Regions from separate parts of the Homo sapiens genome. Here region 1 is linked to region 2. Evidence: chromatin loops called from intact Hi-C (ENCODE). Cell type or tissue: heart left ventricle. All regions are shown on one strand. Links, peaks and the distances in the headings refer to the core of each region. The heading gives the core; the rest is flanking DNA.

The links. A loop is a pair of places that touch in the nucleus more often than their neighbours do. Peaks named below come from ENCODE experiments on the same cell type or tissue, not always from the same donor. Only the 100,000 strongest peaks of a DNase experiment are listed, where the experiment ranks them.
Region 1: a loop joins it to region 2, with 2.0 times the contacts of the local background. A loop is called at or near these places in 2 of 110 quality-filtered maps.

What each region holds. Positions count from the first base shown.
Region 1 is chr19:20,050,360-20,054,747 of GRCh38, reverse strand. It overlaps LOC105372309 (a long non-coding RNA gene), which reads left to right and starts at 1,955. Exons shown (of 3, transcript XR_936387.2): 1 at 1,955-2,185. RefSeq lists enhancers at 1,945-2,671, 2,672-3,399. In heart left ventricle, for the core only: a CTCF peak has its summit at 2,492; a DNase peak (open chromatin) is centred at 2,457; H3K4me3 peaks cover 1,704 bases; H3K27ac peaks cover 759 bases.
Region 2 is chr19:20,235,962-20,240,349 of GRCh38, reverse strand. It overlaps LOC105372310 (a long non-coding RNA gene), which reads left to right. Exons shown (of 7, transcript XR_007067164.1): 3 at 560-1,368; 4 at 1,800-2,062. Among named protein-coding and RNA genes, the nearest start is that of ZNF486, 71 kb to the right of the region's middle. RefSeq lists enhancers at 1,125-1,643, 2,155-2,665. In heart left ventricle, for the core only: no CTCF peak of the experiment used is centred there; DNase peaks (open chromatin) are centred at 1,849 and 2,269; H3K4me3 peaks cover 1,631 bases; H3K27ac peaks cover 1,395 bases.

The sequences.
Region 1 (4,388 bases), core at 239-4,238, 190 kb after region 2:
AAGTTTTTTTTAATGATACATCAATGTTGCATACCAGGTTTTATGAGAGTAAACATTTCTCTTATTATTGTTTTGAAGTTTCATATTAGTGTGTTTTTTCAGTGTAGGTTTTTTTTTTTTTTTTGGAGATGGAATCTCACTCTGTCACCCAAGCTGGAGTGCAGTGGTACAATCTCAGCTCACTGCAACCTCTGCCTCCCGGGTTCAAGCGATTCTTCTGCCACATCCTCCCAAGTCCCTGGGACTATAGGCACGTGCCACAATGCCTGGCTGATTTTTGTGTTTTTAGTCGAGATGGGGGTTTCACCATATTGGCCAGGCTGGTCTCGAACTCCTGACCTCGTGATCTGCCTGCCTCAGCCTCTCAAAGTGCTGGGATTACAGGCATGAGCCAACGCGCCAGGCCTCATTTGTATTTCAATAGGGTCTCATTCGGTCAACCAGGCTGATTTGCAGGGCTCACTGCTGCCAGAACCTCCCAAACTCAGATGATCCTCTCATTTCAGCCTCTCAAGTAGCTGATTTACAAGTATTTGCCATCGCACCCAGCTAGCTTTTTTGTATTTTTTTGTAGAGACAGAGTTTTCCCATGTTGCCCAAGCTGGTGGTGAACTCCTCAGGTCAAGTGATCAGCCCATCTTGGCCTTCCAAAGTCCTAAGACTACATTTCATTTTATTAAGTAGTTTACTTAATTTATATTTAAAATAATTTATTAAGGAAATGAAGTTATTACTAGTTATATTGTTATTGTTTTATGTGTTTCTAGTAGTTATATTTTTCTCATTTTCTGTTTTACTTGGTTTCTTTTTTTTTTTTTTTGAGACGGAGTCTTGCTCTGTCACCAGGCTGGAGTGCAGTGGCGTGATCTCGGCTCACTGCAATCTCTGCCTCCCGGGTTCAAGTGATTCTCCTGCCTCAGCCTCCCGAGTAGCTAGGACTACAGGCACGTGCCACTAAGCCCAGCTAATTTTTGTATTTTTAGTAGAGACAGGGTTTCACCATGTTAGCCAGGATGGTCTCCATCTCTTGACCTTGTGATCCACCCGCCTCAGCCTCCCAAAGTGCTGGGATTACAGGTGTGAGCCACCACACCCAGCCTGTTTTACTTTCTTAATTTTTATTTAACTTTCTATTGGCATGCTTTGATTGTATTTTATTTTGCATACTTTCTATAAATATTATCTTTGTAATCATCTTGAAAACTGAAGATTACACACACCTTTTTTTTTTTTTTTTTTTTTTTTTGAGGTGGAGTTTTCCTCTTGTTGCCCATGCTGGAGTGCAGTGGCGCTATCTCGACTCACCGCAACCTCTGCCTCCCAGATTCAAGTGATTCTCCTACCTCAGCCTTCCGAGTAGCTATGATTACAGGCATGCGCCACCATGCCCGACTAATTTTGTATTTTTAATAGAGATGGGGTTTCTCCATGTTGGTCAGTTTGGTCTCGAACTCCCTACCTCAGGTGATCCACCCACCTCGGCCTCCCAAAGTGCTGGGATTACAGGCGTGAGCCACCGCGCCCGGCAACCTGATGGGTTTCAAATGACCCCCCGGGTGCTCCACATCTCAAAAGTTGCTCCCATGAATCTGGAATGCTATCTGTTCCTTGGGGATCAGGTCCCACCTGTGTCTCTGAGACACTGACTTGAGATGAGGCCAATGAGTTCAAGCATAAATTGCCTAAGTCATCATCAGCTTCATGTTGTGTTCTGGAGCTTGTCCACTTAAGAGGGTTGATTTAAAAATGGCTCACAAGACACATGCCTGGGAAACGGAGTTTTCTCCTTTGCTCTTAGCAGATCTTGGGCAACCCAATAATTAACCTTCTTGATTTCTCAACTTTCACATTTGCGAAAAAGGCGCTAATGCCCGTGACATTTCCCTGAAGACACAGTCCTTGTCACCCCCTACAAAGCTCTGAAGTTGTGCACAGGTGGGCCAGGTGGCTGATTTCTCTCAAAAGCAGCTGAGCTCGCGCTCTGGCTAGAGAAGGCAGAGGGCTGCGGCACAACGGACATTGTCTCAGACATCAGGACAGTTTCCATTGCAGTTTAGGAAAGAAGGCAGCTCCCTGGGCTGGAAATGACGCAACACTCTGGAAAGACCCTTGGGTGCGGGTGAGAGAGGCAACCCAGCTGCATAGGGCCAATGAGAGGAGGCCGAACCACCCGATTTGGACAAAGGTGAGGTATACTTCCTAGCCTAATACCCTCCTCAATGCCCAGCCCAGACCTACCCTTCACGTCCCTAGCTGTATTCACTCTCCCTGGCAACGGGGCGGCATGGAATTGGCTGCTAGCAATGCTTTGGACACCGGTAAGTCCACACCTCTCAGCCCCTACCTCCAGGACTACGCACCGCCCCCATGCATACTGGGATTGTAGTTCTGAAGCTACCTACTCATTGGCTAAAAACCGTGAAGAGACTACAGCTCCCAGCATATCAGGCGCGGCGCGCACCGCCCTGCCCCTTCCTCTAGTGCTGCGAACTGCTCCCGATCCTGGTACAGGCTGGGATTGTAGGTCCCGTAGCCTTGTGGCCAAAAGGCTGGGAGTTGCCATGAGACTACATCTCCCAGAAAGCTCAGCGAGGCGCGCGCCGTTCTGCCGCTTCTTCCAGTGATGCGCACAGTCCCTGATCCCTGTGCGCGCTGGGATTGTAGTCCCGCAGCCCTGCCATCGCTGGCCGGCATTGGTTAAGAAATTTTAGCTCCCGGCATGGTGGGCGAAGCCTCCACCTTCAGCGTCGCTCCTCCATGCCTTCAGAGCAGTTCCGCCCTGCGGAGGGGGAGCCTTCCTGTTCTTTAACCTCTCCTACCTGACGGGAGTGAACGTAGCCAGGGCAGCTTGTCTCAGCAAGTAACTGTGATCCCGCCTCCCCCAACGTGCTGGTTTCCTGACTTCCAAAGTGCCGAAAGTTTGATTTCTCACAGACCCTCAAGGGTCTGGGATCGTTTCCCAGCCTGCTCAAAGTTGCCATGGTACTCACCCTCTGGGAAGTTGGAACACTCAGTGACACCATGTGTTCCTTGAAACTAATCTGTGTCGCCTTTTAGGCTTTTGAGACCACTTGAACTCTGACTTTGTGGCATTTATTACCAAATCTACTAAAATGGGTCAACTGTCTGATTTTACCTCCTTTTCCACACATGTTGGTTAGGTAATTTGTTGATTAGACATGGTTTCCTCCAAAAGGGGATTATCTCTTCCTGATTGCCTCCAAGAGAAGGATGAAACGGTTGGGGGCTCTAAGGATCTATTTCCCAAATTTGAGATTCCACATTGATCATTCCTGGGCAAAATGTGGCATTCTTTTCCATAACCACAACCTTAGGCCAGCCTGAGTGCCATCGCAGCCCAATAGGGCTTATGGGACTCCAACTTAGTTCTGGTTAAGTTTTGTGTAAATATACTTGTCTGTATTTCACCTGGCTCTACTGGATAAAATGTCTAGGAGAAAGTAGGAGGTAAGAAGAATATGGGTGAAATTATAGGTAATGGAATGGGACACACTGGTTCTGTGGAGGTAGAGAGAGAACAACAACCTAAAACCCAGGGAATGAACAACTTACCTCAGAAGTTATGGAGAATGAAGGGGCATTAATAAGTTTTTGTCTTTCTGAATTACTCCTTGTGCAACCCAGAAAAGAGTATGGGAATCCTTTTGGGCCAGGATAGGAGTAGTATTTGTTAGACCAGAAGGTAAGGCAGAGGCTGTGAATTCATCTCCTCCTTTTGGCTGCCCATATTACCCTTAAGAATCCTTTGAGACTATTCTGTCTCTGTGATGTAGGTGTGGAATTCTAGGGGGCAGCGTGCACACTCAATGCCTAGCTTCCTGAGACCACAGTTCCTTCAAATGATGGATGATATGGTTTGGCTGTGTCCCCACCCAAATCTCATCTTGAATTCTAGCTCCCATAATTCCCGTGTGATATGAGAGGGACCTGGAGGGAGGTAATCGAATCACGGGTGTGTGTCTTTCCCAAGCTGTTCTTGTGGTAGTGAATATATGTCACGAGATCTGATGGTTTTATAGAGGGCAGTTGGCCTGCACATGCTCTCTTGCCTGCCACAGTGTAAGATGTGACTTTGCCTCTCCTTGCCTTCCTCCATGATTTTGAACCGACCGCCCACCTCCAGCCATGTAGAACTGTGAGTCAATTAAACTTCCTTCCTTTATAAATTACCCAGTCTTGGGTATGTCTTTTTATTAGTAGCATGAGAACAGGCTAATACTATGGAGAACAGCTGCTTTTTTCAGAAGAGACTCAGTCCCCCATAGGTAAGCTGAAGCTGGAAGCTAGGCAGCATTGATTACATTTTCTCCTTCTGTGAACTGGGGCTTCTCTTTCTGAGAACTGGGGCTCCTCCTTCCCATTTCCTA
Region 2 (4,388 bases), core at 246-4,245:
GAATGAAGCTTGTTTACCCTTAAAGGTATTGTGTGTGTGTCTTTCCTTCTCCCCCTCGTGCGTTTCCCGCACAGAACACTTTTGGTGTCACAAACAGGATTCAAAAACAAAAGTGTGCCACTTTTTAGCAACAAGGGCAGGGCGGGAGGCTCGAGGACTTCCCATATCCCCGGATGGAAACTCCCCCAGTTCTCTCCCTTGGCAATTGAATGGTCAAGGGGAACCGGACTTTGTAAGAATTGGGAATCTAAATTAGTGCAATTTAGACCTTTGTGCGTGAAGTGCTGCAGGGAATTCCAGTCAGCAAAGGAGACGCTGAGGGGATCTCCCAGAGTGGATGGTGTTTCCTTACTGCTTATAAGATAATGTGTCAAGATAGGGGCTGGTTGCATCCTATGAAATGCAGGGAAATAATTCATTTTACCAAAGGCTAAGCCTAAAATACTAGAATTTGCAACCCCTACCACTAAAAATGAGGCTCAGAAATTTATTGGCTTGTTTGGATTCTGGAGACATCATATTCCCCACTTGGGTAACATGTTACAACCTCTGCATGCAGCCACCAGAAAACGCTATGACTTTGGGGAGAGAAAGAGATCATGGCTTCCGAACAAGATAAACAAGCAGTGCAACTGGCCCTGGATCTATGACCCATTTGGGATGGTCCCGTAGAACTGCAAGTAACTGTCCTAGATCAACATGCTAATTGGAGCCTTAGGCAGAAACAAGATGGGAAGAGGTACATTTCTGGTTTTGGACCCAGAAACTGCCAGAGGCCAGCAAAGCTTATAACCCTTTCGAGGAGCAATTGTTAGCTTGCTATTGGGCTTTGCTGGAAACGAAACACCTCTGCTTCAACCATGATGTCTTTATGAGGCTTGAAATTCCTATTATGACTTGGGTCATGAGTTCCCCCGAAACTCACCAGATAGGGCACGCCAAGGGGGAGAACTGGGGGAGTTTCCATTCCGGGATTTGGGACGTCCCCAAGTTTCCAGCCTTGGGCTCCAGAGTCAGACACCGCACTCTCCAGGCTGGAAGATTCTCCACCAGGCCAGGAAGCAACAGCATGGGTTCCAGAGTGGGACACCCGCACTCACCAGACTATGAAGGACTCACCACCAGACCAAGAAGCAACAGCCTGAGCTCCAGAGTCAGACACCACCCTCATCAGACTGTGGAGGATTCACCACCAGACAGGGAAGCAACAGCCTGGGCTCCAGAGTTGGCCACTCGTCCGTGCACAGACGAGGAGAGGTCTCATGAAGCTTCGGTGCAGTCTGGGACCACAGCTCTTTAGTAACGAGTTGTTTGGCATAAAGCCCAGTCACAGGGCTCTTCAGGACAGGGCTTAAGGAACACAAAAAGGTCAGCTTGTTTTTGTGATTGTCTATTGTTTTTCAACAATAGTAGCTGTAATCCCAGCTACTCAGGAGGCTGAGGCAGGAAAATCGGGTGAGCGAGACCCCGCCACTGCACTCCAGCCTGGGTGACAAAGCGAGACTCCGTCTCAAAAAAAAAAAAAAAAACATTAGCTTTAGTATTGATAATACACTACTAACAAAGTAAACGTTGATTTTCTCTTGAACAAAAATTTTATGTATTATTAATATGCCAGCAAAATACTTCTGTTCACCTTTTGAATACATTCAAAAGGAGAGTGAGTACAAAAGAGAATTTTCTCATGCTCTGGGGGGGGCCTGGGTCAGCTCAGGAAGGAAGCCCTGCCTGTAAAGGCTGCAGCTTAGGCTGTCTCTCTTCACTTAGCCCAGCATCTGATCACATCTTCTGTCACTCAGGGCCTGAGGGGCGGGACCTAAAGCATTATCCAATCAGAGACGCTGGGCTGGAAACCGTCCAATCAGGCACGCAGCTGGAGCGACGAGGACGGCTTTCCGCTTTTGGCGCGGCCTTTGTCTCTAGCTGCAGCCGGCGTTTCAGGTCTCGTCTTCACTGGTCTGTGTCCTATTCTCCTGGAGGCCCAGCCTCTGTGGCCCTGTGACCTGCAGGTATTGGGAGATCCACAGCTAAAACCCCAGGACACCCTGGAAGCATAGAAATGGTGAGAGTGCCCGGCCGACATCCCGAGACAGGAAGAGGGGCAGGGTGGAACTGGTGGGAAGTGACTGTGGCGGGACTCAGGCCTCTTCGCAGTCAGCTCCACAATGTGCGCCCCAAGTTCTCCTTGCCCAGGTTGGCCTCAGCCCCCTTCAGCCTTAAGATGGCGACTGCGCTGACAGCCGGGCCGCCAGGCCTCCTGTCTCTTCCTCTCGCAGTGACTGTGCCATGGCCTGGAGCCCTTTCTAGGCAGCTCTGCAGCGGCAGCGCCGCGTTTCTCCCAGATTTTGCAGGGACCATGGGAGGGTCGTCAGGGGAGAATCCTGACTCGGGATGTGGGTTCATGAATGGGAAGAGCTTTGGTCCGTGGGGTTCACAGTTTCTCTTTTCTGTTATTAAAAATGTGTGGAATCCGGGAGGTGGAGCTTGCATTGAGCCGAGATTGCACCACCACTCCAGCCTGGGCGACAGAGGGAGACTCCGTCTCAAAGAAAAAAAAAAAGTATGGTGCCAGGTACGAAATGCCAGTAATCCCAACACTTTGGGAGGCTGAGAAGGGCTGATCACTTGAGGTCAGGAGTTGAAGACCAGCCTGGGCAAAATGGGGAAACCCCATCTCTACAAAGAAAATAGAAAAATTAGCTGAGTGTGATGGCGAATGTCTCTAGTCCCAGCTACTCGGGAGGCAGAGGAGAGAGAATCGCTTGAACCCAGGAGGCGGAGGCTGCAGTGAGCTGATATCACACCACTGCATTCCAGCCTGGGTGACAGAGCAAGACTTTGTCCTTTTTTTTTTTTTTTTTTTTTTTGAGACGGAGTCTCGCTGTCGCCCAGGCTGGAGTACAGTGGCGCGATCTCGGCCCACTGCAGGCTCCGCCCCCTGGGGTTCACGCCATTCTCCTGCCTCAGCTTCCCGAGTAGCTGGGACTACAGGCGCCCGCCACCTTGCCTGGCTAATTTTTTGTATTTTTAGTAGAGACGGGGTTTCACTGTGTTAACCAGGATGGTCTCCATCTCCTGACCTCGTGATCCGCCCGCCTTGGCCTCCCAAAGTGCTGGGATTACAGGCGTGAACCACCGCGCCCGGCCTAAGACTTTGTCTAAAAAAATAAATAAATACATAAATTATGGGAGTCACCGCAAAAATATCAAATAATTTAATCAGTCATTCAAGAGCACCCAGCTATAGTTTGTAGTTTGCGGTCCATGGGAGGGGCTTGAAGGAAACATTGATAAGGTGCATGATGAAGAAAACCATATTCAATAATTCAATACGTATAGTTATGTAGTTTCTTTGTACAATTAAGGTGGAAATTTCCTGGTTATGTAATCAGAGCTTAATTGGCAGTTTATGGTTTTTTAAGCCTGAATTTTGTTTCCCGAATGTAGTAATTTAGCAAAAACTGCACTTGAGTTTAGATTTTTATTTTAGAAGGAGGAATCCGAGGACTAGAGCATCCTCAGTCTAATTGCCTGCCACTTAATTATTTCCACACCCCACAGGGGACTGATTTTTCCCTAGCATTTTTCACATGTGTCCTAAGCAGGGCCTGAAATGTACCCCACGTTCCTCAATTAATCATTTTTTTTAAAGCATTGCATAACACTATTGAAAAGACTTGTTTTCTCTTTGTAAATATTTCCCAGAAGAAAGCAAAGAATAATCCCCTGACACTGTATTGTAAAAAATATCTGTGCCTGCATTTCTTTTGTTGTTTTTGTTTTTTGAGATGGAATCTGGCTCTATTGCCAGGCTGGAGTGCAGTCGCGCGATCTCGATTTACTGCAACCTCCGTCTCCTGGGTTCCAGCGATCCTCCTGCCTCAGCCTTTCCAGTAGCTGGGACTACAGGCGCGCGCCACCACGCCCAGCTAAATTTTTGTATTTTAAGCAGAGACGGGGTTTCACCATGTGGGCCAGGATGGTCTCAATCTCTTGACCTCGTGATCCACTCGCCTTGGCCTTCCAAAGTGCTGGGGTTAGGCGTGAGCCACCGCGCCCGGCTCCTCTTTTTCTTTTATTTTTCCAGAGAACTTACCAAAATGTTTTTGGGTCAAGATTACCCTTTGTAAACTTTGTAGGGTGATGTGTCCTCAGCTATCCTTCAGTTTTTTTTCTGGGCCTGAGTTTTAGTACTTTCTGGGAATAAACCAAGATACCCACCATGGCTATGTCTGGTAGAGTGTCTAGTGACTATTAGCTCTTGGGTCATTTTCTCCCATAGGACCACCTGAAGTATACAGTGTAGCCTCTCAAAAGAGCAGGTGACAGCCTTGGGGCTGAAAGGCATCTCCTGTTGCACTTCTTCTTTTTTCTTTTTTTTTTTTTTT